2 separate regions of the Mus musculus genome follow, and region 1 is linked to region 2. A link is a contact called in ENCODE Hi-C or POLR2A ChIA-PET data. All regions are on one chromosome and are shown on one strand. The core of a region is the stretch at or near the end of the contact, and the rest is flanking DNA. Distances in the headings are between cores, read along the strand shown.

Region 1 (4,891 bases), core at 1,645-4,144, 36 kb before region 2:
CAGCCCAAGACCCACAGGCTCCTGGGCATCTCAGAAGAGAAACACAGCCTCCCTCCCTCCCCTTGTTCATGTCTCCTTGCTCCTAAGGGTCTGCTAAACTTCTGTGCTATTTGTCTAATGATTCTGGGCCTCTCTGATCTACCCGTGCTTGCTGAAATGAAAGATCTAGCAGATAGTGCATCAAAGGATTTGAAGAGTGTTGTCTTCTGACAGACAGAAGACAGGTCATTTTTTATTTCTCTAAGCTTTCCCATATTTATTGCTTTCAGAAACATAAAAACATCCTCCCAAAGAAGAGGGGGACAGTGTGAGAACCTATTTTATTCAATGGGAACCTGGAAGGGTCGGAGACAACAGGTTCTCCTATTTGCCTTAACATGGAGCAATCCTGCTGAGAATCTAGGTGGGGCATCCTTCCCAGGGGAGGACTGTCCCCAACCCTGCAAGGTGCTGAGCATCTCCAATTCAAATCCATTTCAAGCTGGTGGCCTCTCCAGCCCCAGTCACTGTGACAGTCAAATGGCCTCACTTCCCATTCTTGCAGGCCTCTGTAGATAAGGCTGTTTGAAAATCTCTGAACCTTCATGACTAAGAAGAAATATGAGCCTACGGAGCAGCCCTGGGTAGCAAATGCTTTCAGCTGTTCATCCATTTCTCAAAGTGGGAGAAGACTCCCTCACTCCCAACCCCAGAACTGATGCGCTCCCACTTGGTGGCAGTTCCCTTCTGTACATCAGGGAGGAGAGCAGTGTACAGGCCTCTCACTGTAAAGGTAATAAGTGGGCTCAAAGGATTTACAACTAGAATGAGGCTATTGCCAACCTGCACTGCAAGGAACAGACTTGTCTCAAAGCCACCACACAACCAGAGTCTGTTTTGGTTAATTTACTACTATTGTTATTGTTGTTGTTGTTGTTTGGTCACATTGATACAAGCTAGAGTTATCTAAAAAGGAAACCTCACATAAGAAAATGTCTCCATTGGATGGAACACAGGGCCCCCAACGGTGGAGCTAGAGAAAGAACCCAATGAGCTGTAACCCTATAGGAGGAACAACAATATGAACTAACCAGCACCCCCAGAGTTCATGTCTCTAGCTGCATATGTAGCAGAGGATGGCCTAGTTGGCCATCATTGGGAGGAGAGGCCCTTGGTCTTGCAAAGATTATATGCCCCAGTACAGGGGAACGGGAACGCCAGGGCCAGGAAGTGGTAGTGGGTGGGTTGGGGAGCAGGGTAGAGGTAGGGTATAGGGGACTTTTGGGATAGCATTTGAAATGTAAATGAAGAAAATATCTAATAAAAATTTTGTTTTTTAAAAAAAATCAACAGATTTCCACCCAGCCGATATTTAAGTTTCTGCTATGTATCAGGAAGTTTATCATTAAGTTTATCAAAGTTATAACTCTAATTCTCAGGATTATTGCTATGTCATTATGTCATTTCTATTGATGATGAGAAATTCAGTTATTTTGTATGAATAGTTATATTTTATACTTTTTAAAAAAGTGGGATCTTTAAATAAGAATGTGATGTTGGTCTCAGTAGTGGTGGTACACAAGAGGATAATGGTGGTAGTAAGGGTGGGCATGGTAAGGGTGGGTGTGGTAAGGATTGGCATGGTGAGATTGGATGTGGTAAGGGTGGTGAGAAGGGTTGGTATGGTAAGGGTGGTCCTGATGAAGGTAGGCTTGGTGAGCTTGGGCTTGGTAAGGGTGAGTGAATACATTTCATATTTAAGAAAGTTTTAAATTGGCTGCTAAGTGTCTAGAGAAAACATTTCCATCCCTGGCTGCTCTAGGTGCAGTAAGAAATCTGATGCTTACCCACCAAACACAGCTTCTTGTACCTTTTACAAAAAAGAAAAAAGAAAAAGAAAGAGAAAAAGAAAAGAAAAGAAAGTGTCTCCATAAGACAGGCCTGTAGGCAAACCTATAGAGTAGAGTATTGTCTTGGTTAAGGATTGATTTGGGAGGGTCCAATCAACTGTGGGTAGTGTCACAGGTGGCTGAATGATCCAGGGGCTAGCCAAAGAGCAGCACTCCTCATGGCTCTGCCTTGACTTCCCTCAGTAGTAGACTGTGACATGGACATACAAGCCAAACAAACCCTTTATTCTCCTACTCGTGTTTGGTGGTGGAGTTTTATCAAAGCAATAGAAAGCAAAGGGAGCCAGAAACCAATGCCAAAGCTTCACCCAGAAGGAGCTCAGTGGGGGGAAACTCCTCCCTGGGTTTGTAGGGACTTTGGGGATACTGAGGCAGGGACTTTGAGGCACATTAGGTAGTTACAGCCAATCCCTCCTACACCTAGTGCCTAGGAGCCGATCACCTCTGGAGCCTGTGAATGGGGAGAATAGGGCTTTGTTTTGTTGTCTTCATTACAAAGGAGTAATTACTGTGTGTCCCCAAAGCATGAGCATGCGTGTGACAGTCTAGATAAGGACATGCTAATTCTTTCTCCCATGCGAGCTCTCTGGGGCCAGTCAACCACGTCTGAGCCAGGTTACGCTCAGGCCAGTCTCCAGGCAGCCTGGCCAATGCTCACAGTGGTTCCTTCTTGTTGTTGGTACCTGTGGGTTTGGTGAGTCTGGGGCGGATGGGAGGGTGAGGAAGAAAGGATGGTGGGCTACCTCCATACTGGAGTGGAAAGGGTGTTCAGGAGAGAGACAGCTTTGGTGGGAATGGGTGGCTTTTGTTTTCCACAGTGGAAGAAGGCCAAACTGTAATTCTTAGTTTTCAGGTCATCTCCTCTGCCAAGTTGGCCTCCCCAGCCCTTGCTGGGATGGAAAGTCCGCACAGGCTGGGCCCTCTCCCCCGCCTTTGTGCTAACATGAAACTTGCCTTTGTCTTGCTGACAAGGCAGTCTGGCTAGAGAATTGACCTCAGGAGAGGAGACCCATTTCCTGCCCACAGTGTTGGCCTGGCGAATAGCTGGGGGGGGGGGGGGGCGGGGAGGTTCAGAAGGTCTTGGGGCCCCTGGGAATCCTAAGCTGGAACTGGGCACAGAGACAAAGGGGTTAGATCTTGTGAGCAGCATTTTCATGAATTCTTGCTGGAAAAGTATTACGTAACCACAAAGGCTTTTAAGAGCCGGGGAGAGGGTCGGGCTCAAGTTTTCTGCCTTGGGAAGTTTTCCAGAGCTGACTTTCTTTCATCCAGAAAAAAGCTACATCTTACTGCTGCCTTTCTCTTTCTTGAAAAAAGGTTGTATTTTAGGCTGAACTTAAACATTCTGCTCATTCCAGAATGACTCCAAAATACAAAACTGAGAACCCCCAAAGGAAGGGCCCCCCAACTCTCCTTTCTTACCGCCTTTGCTAAGAGCCTATTCTGTGCCAGGAACTGAACTTTGGGAAGCAGAGTCGCTGTCTTATTTAGCAGATGTGGAAATAGAGGGGCAGGGGAGGGGGAGGCTGGGGATGGTGATTAAAATCACGGGGCTGAAGAAGTTTGACTCCAAAATGTGTGCTTTGTAGCCCTGAGTTTTGGCTATTGTATCTGGTACATGGGGTTCTCTTCACTGGGGGAAAAATTCCAGTGCAGTTGATGTTTTCCCAGTGGAGAGACTTAAAAACGTTAGTTTCTTTTGTTTTGTTTTGTTTTTGTTTTTGTCTTTGTTTTTTTTTTTCCCCTAAGGATTCTCTCAGCAGAGGGGGCCTAGAAAACACTTGCTCAACCCAGCCAGGCTGATAGTGCCTGAGAACCTATTGAATGAGCACTGGTGTGAATAGAGACCTGTTGCAGGATATTTGATCACACTGTGAAACCCAAGATTGTATTATTTACTGGACAACAACAACAAAAATAACCTGTTTCTAGTTGTAGTATGGCTCAGCCCTTGGGGTGACACACCTTTAATCCCAAACAATGGAGGTAAAGTTATTTTGTAGAAGGAAGCACTCATGTTTCAAAGTGATGTCTAATTGAGTGGCAGACAAAGAGATTAATCAGAGAAAGATTTGACTGAATAGGTTATGTCCAACTCTCAGGGGAAGAGAGAGGAAGAGGAGGTTACTTAAGAGAGCAGGGCAGAGAGGGAGGGAGGGGGTAGTTTACTGGGACAGTTGTACAGAGACAGGTTGCAGAGAGAGAGAGAGAGAACAAGCTAGACACAGGTGAAGACTGAGTAAGCCAGAGAATGAGAAGGAGCCAGAAGATTAGAAACATACTGCCAAAGTTAGTATGAGGCCAAGCAGAACAATTCAGCAGAGGCCAACCAAGAGAGAGAAGCCAGATTAAATCAGTCAGCTTGGAGAGAAGTTTGAGCCAGAACAGCAAGGGTGAACCAGTCGGCCAGAGCACAGAAAGAACTAGAAAGGGTAAGCTTATTCAGTAGTAAGTCTCAGAGGCTGAAAACATCTTAGGCATAGATTAGATTGTACAGAGGCTAGAAGCTTCCAGGACAAGGTTTAGGTTAGCAGACTGAGGTAGTAAGCCTCAGAGATAACAATTATATCAGATGAATAAAAAAATACATTTATAGGGATCCAAGAAAGGAGGAAAATGGTGAGTTCTCCAAACCCTGGGTACCTGGGGAGACTGTTAATGTGCCTGTCATATATGAGCAACAACATCAAGTGAGCGACAACCTCAGTGACCTGTCAGTCTTCACCGGCACCATCTTTATACGACCATTCTCATCTCCAATTTGGAAGAATTGAGTAGAATTCACATGCTACTGAGTCATTTGCCAAAGTTGGGTGTGTGTGTGCCCAAGGTGACAAAGTTGGAAGTGACTCCAAGCATGAAGCTTGAAGCCAGCAACCCTGTTTGCATCCCAGATCTGGCACCTATGCATGTGTTTGTAGTTCCTCCGGGACCCAGTTCCTCCTTTGTGACACGGGTGTAGAGCTGACTACCCTTCTAAGCAGACAGCATTCTCTCACAAG
Region 2 (4,371 bases), core at 1,401-3,900:
GTAGTTAGGTCATTGGTTATGTGGCTTAAAAGAGATTCTGGTAGCTCTCCTAGGACAATCGTTCCCAAAGGTTCATACTACAAAAGAGCAAGGTGGCCCCTCCCCCACCTTTCTGGTTTCTAGGCTCCCCTTTCATAACCTCTCCCTCTACACGTGCTCCCACCATGATGTCACCTACAACTCTGACGTGGGCAAGAAGCCCTTCCCAGAGGCCAAACTGATGCGACAGTCCAATCTTGGACTTCCAGCTTCCCAGATGGCTGTTATTTTCTTTTTACAAAGTACCCAGCCTCAGGTACTAGGCTATACAATGAAACTAGACTAAGATGGTCCCCAAGGGGACATGCCACACTCAATATCTGGTTGTATTTTTGTTCTTACAACTGAGGAAAGGGAAGCTGCTGTGTAGAGGCCAGAAGCAAGGTAACATCAGCCAGGCCTCCAACATCTGCCTCCACACCCACTCCTTATTGTGTGTGGAGCTTGGGGGCAGGCACTATAGTCCAGTCTGCTGCTGCTGCATTTGGGACGATGTCACTATAGAACCAACTTATCTGCTCCTCTGGATGGCTCTGGCTGCATTCTTCTATACTCCAACCCCCATTTGGGGAACCAAAGACTGGATGGCAGGGAGAAGGCCCCTCGTCACAGCGGTGACTAAGCCCGAAAACAGAAGAACAAGCTCTCGCATGATTTCAATCAGAGAGACATAGACGCCACAGGGCTGCAGTTAAGAAACCCCATGTCAGTCACATGATTGCCGCCCCCCCTTTCCTCGGGAGGAGGCATCAACACCACATCTTACAAATGAGGACACAGAGACTGAAAGAAGTAATATTTAGCAGCCTGGGAGTCGAAGAGCTAAGCTTGCCCAAGCTAGAGGGCTACACATACCTGGCTCAGGGAGCCCTGGACAACTGGCTAGAACCTCAGGGGTACCCCTCAAAGCCACAAAAGTCTGAGCTGATTCCCAGGTTTTGGGAGCGTTCTGTCCAGGGCCTCTGTGGGTGTGTGGGATGTGGAAAGGGGCGTGGTCTGACGGGCCAACGTCTTTGGTCCAACAGGCCTGCTCTGCTCCTTACTGTTAGCTGCCCCATCCTTGAAACAGACTTGAGAAGACCACCACTAAACATGTGTGACACCACAAGGGAGTAGAAGGTGACACCCAGTCCTTGGTGGTTCTATCTATTCTGGTTTGTCGGATCTGGTGGAAGGCGGCATGGAGGAGAATTTCAGACTTCCTCCAGTTGGTGTGTTGCTGAAAACTGTCCCATACCCAAGAGGCAACTCAACAGGCTTCAACAAGAAACCAAGACTTGGCAGCATTTGAAATAGTTAAGGGGGGGGGGGGGGGGAAAGGGAGTGGGGGTGGGGAAACCAAGACAATTTAGCTGAGCTCTGAAGCAGGGAAAACTTAGCTCTATTTAAAGATACCACAGGTCCAGGAAGCAGCCCCCCGCTGGCTGGCCCAGGGCTGAGTTACTGAAGGCCTAGACTATAACAATACACTGGAACACAGCACACCCTTTCTTGTAGAGTACAGTGGATACCCGGCCATCTCCTTTCAGAATTTTATGGGCGACTCAGGGAAGGCATGTATAGCTGTCTGCTTTGTAAGAATGGATCTCTTAAACAAATAGATCCAAAGGGGCTTCCAGGGAGGCCCCTGGCCAGCCTTTCTCCAGCCAACGCCCTCTCTAGTCATTGTTCCTCACTTCTTTGTTAGGATTTTTTTTTCCCTCCCTCTTGCTTTTTTCTTTCCTGGTTAACTTCTTCAGGACTGGCACAGCCACAGGGAAGCCAGTCCCCCTCACACCTGGAGTGAAGTCCCCAGGGCCTCCTCTAAATCCACTGTCCTACTACCCAGAACCTCTGAGGTGGAACCAAGGCCACCTCAACCTCCAACAAAGTCCCCAAGCAGCCTGAGAGGCCACTTCCCACTTGAGGGTCACCGTGGGCCCCAGGCCCATCGTCCACGTTTGAGAATCCTCAGCCTTTGAGTCTCAGCGTTCCCATCTGCAAAATGATGCCAGGGACCCATTTCCTCCACACCTTAGCAGCTCCAAACAAAATTCTCCTGTCACAGAGGGGGGTTACTCCTGGGGAAACTTTCCCACATTGTTAAGCGGAAGTTACAGGGAAGGGGCGCTCAAATGACCCATGCACAGAAGGATGAAGGGCTAGGTTCGCTAATCCTATGAGGCTGGGCGCCTCTGGGTAGGAGGGTGGCCTGAGACCCACGGCTCCGTGGGTTTCTCTCCTGGTTTCTGTCTTAGTCTGCAGCAGCGGCTGGGGCCAGACTTTTGTACGGGTGGGCAAGGCGAGAGCTCGCGAGGAGATGGCGAGGACCAAGGGGCGAGCGGGGAGATGGCGGGGAAGGCACAGGGACCAAGGGCTCGTGGGGAGACAGACAGCAGGGAGGGCGCGGGGACCCGGGGCGCGTGGGGAGACGGCGGTGAGGGCGCGGGGCACAAGTTCTGCGCGGGGCTGGGATCGCCGCGTGGCGCGGACGCCGACTCACATAATGCTTGTTGGGCACGCGCCGCTTCTGCACGTCCAGCACCTTCACCTCCACGATACTGCGCCGCGGCGGCATGGCCGTTCTCCGCGCCCAGCGCCGTGCGGGCCGGGCCGGGCCAAAGCGATCCTTGCCGCCGAGCACTTGCCGCCGCCGCCACCGCCCTCCGCGCCCCGCCCCTGCCCGCCTCCACGCCGCCCGCCCACCCTGCTTAAAGGGCCCTCCCGGCCCGGCCCGGCCACGTCCGCCCGCGGGCCTTTGTCCCCGCGCCCGGCGGGACGGCGCGCTCCGCCCCCCGCGCCCGGGCCTGGCGACTCTAAACCCAGGCACCCAAGCATCTTGCTCGAGCTCTCCATTCCCGTTAAGGGCTCAGGGAGGTTGCCCATCCCCCTCGGTGTGTGAGAACCGCTGGCGTGCCAGTCGCTATAAATCCGATCGCTTGCCCCCAGGGCTGGGGGCGGGGGCTGGGGGTCAGGGAGAGGTGGTCACTAGGTCTCTTGGGTTTACTGTCTATGACAGGGAGAGGAAAAACTGCAAAAATGGCCTGGCAGCCCTGCACAGGGCTGCGAAGGTGAAAGAGAGCAGGGATGCTGGGTAGGTAGCAAGCCCCTGACCCCGTGGGGGACTGAGTCCACACCTGGCCCTGTGCCCTGTCATTATCACGGATGCTCACTTAAAATCTCACAACACCTGGGAGTTGGGGGTCAGGAGGGGATGGTTAATCGCCTTTTACAGAGGACCTGAGGACAGCCTCTAGATTCATGGAGCAGGTGGGTCCAACCCATGGTTGCCCCACACTAAGCAAAGCAAAGCTACAAGTGGCTCCACATCTCTTTTCTCTAGCTCATCCTAGCATTGGCTGGGCGCTCAGTAACTAACAGATGCTGGCTGAATGAATGGATGGATGGATGGATGGATGGATGGACACACATAACACCATGGATAGGAAGTTCAGACTGCAGGTAGTGGTTTCTCAGCCACGAAGCAGGGGTTCCCCTTCAGGCACCTCCCCACCCATAGATCAGTCGAGGAATTTCTTAAGGGAGAGTTCTCGTCAGTCCAGGCAGGCCTTGCAGACTACTTTATTTTGAATCCCTCTGGAAACCCCTCTATTGCCTTTTTGGCTTCTTTGTCCGTGCTTTCTGCTGTTCTGGCCTTGAAGGCTGGTCTGGATGGGCTTCACTAATAGAAGGGGTTACTTGATTGGTACCAGGCCAAGGCGGGAGGATTGTCTTTACCAAAGCCAGTTTTGTACCAAAGATGGCTTTGTGCTGCCTCAGGCACAGGACTATCTTCTTGGCGCTCTTGATTAAGCTGTTCTTACTGACCCACTCGGAGATTGTGGAGAGTGGCATCCATTTGGAACCAGGGCCCTCCCTGGCCCAGTAATTCCCTCCAGTGCACCAGATCCTAAGGTGCTTCCCCAGCAGAGCTGCCACCCAAGGCACCCGCTGGTTTCTCTCATGTCCTGCACAAAGCAGAAGCACAGACTGTAGAAGTTGGATGTACCTGAATCAGCTAGCTCCTCCCACTTCCCAGTTCCCCAGCTCTGCCTGTAGCTGTAGTAATGCCATCATCTTCCCTGTCCCGTCATCCTTGCCCCCATCCTCCACCTCCCACCCTTGCCGGCTGATTTCTGAGTGTGAGTCGGATCACTCTGGGTCGCTCACAACAGTTCAGCCTTGCAGCTTTTGTCCTTGGGTGTCCGCCTCATTTTAGTTAAGCACCCACAAGGTGCATCTGCGTCCTTGCTACCTGCTTCAGAACCTCCTTCCTTTTTGTGGCTGAATACTTTTTCATTGTGTGTTTCCTAGCCCTTCCTTTTCTTTATTCATATAAATGTGGTCACTTTG

The links. Hi-C counts contacts between places; a loop is a spot of excess contacts on that map. ChIA-PET counts read pairs that join two places held with the same protein, here RNA polymerase II (POLR2A).
Region 1: a loop to region 2 is called in a map of heart, with 2.6 times the contacts of the local background. The contact joins the enhancer-like site here to the promoter of Sh3pxd2b in region 2. A Hi-C loop is called at or near these places in 6 of 37 maps with a recorded cell type or tissue (gastrocnemius and heart). POLR2A ChIA-PET finds 5 or more read pairs at or near these places in 3 of 5 experiments (Patski and embryonic stem cell).

The regions. Positions count from the first base shown.
Region 1 is chr11:32,381,979-32,386,869 of GRCm38, reverse strand. All of the region lies in intron 3 of Sh3pxd2b (SH3 and PX domains 2B), which reads right to left. Among named protein-coding and RNA genes, the nearest start is that of Sh3pxd2b, 37 kb to the right of the region's middle. Within about 2 kb of position 2,894, at least 2 of the 3 ENCODE cell types and tissues checked have a DNase peak (open chromatin) inside an H3K27ac peak, as active enhancers do; they include gastrocnemius and heart, where a contact is called at or near this core.
Region 2 is chr11:32,346,119-32,350,489 of GRCm38, reverse strand. It overlaps Sh3pxd2b (SH3 and PX domains 2B), which reads right to left and starts at 2,650. Exons shown (of 13, transcript NM_177364.4): 1 at 2,522-2,650. The coding sequence starts at 2,596.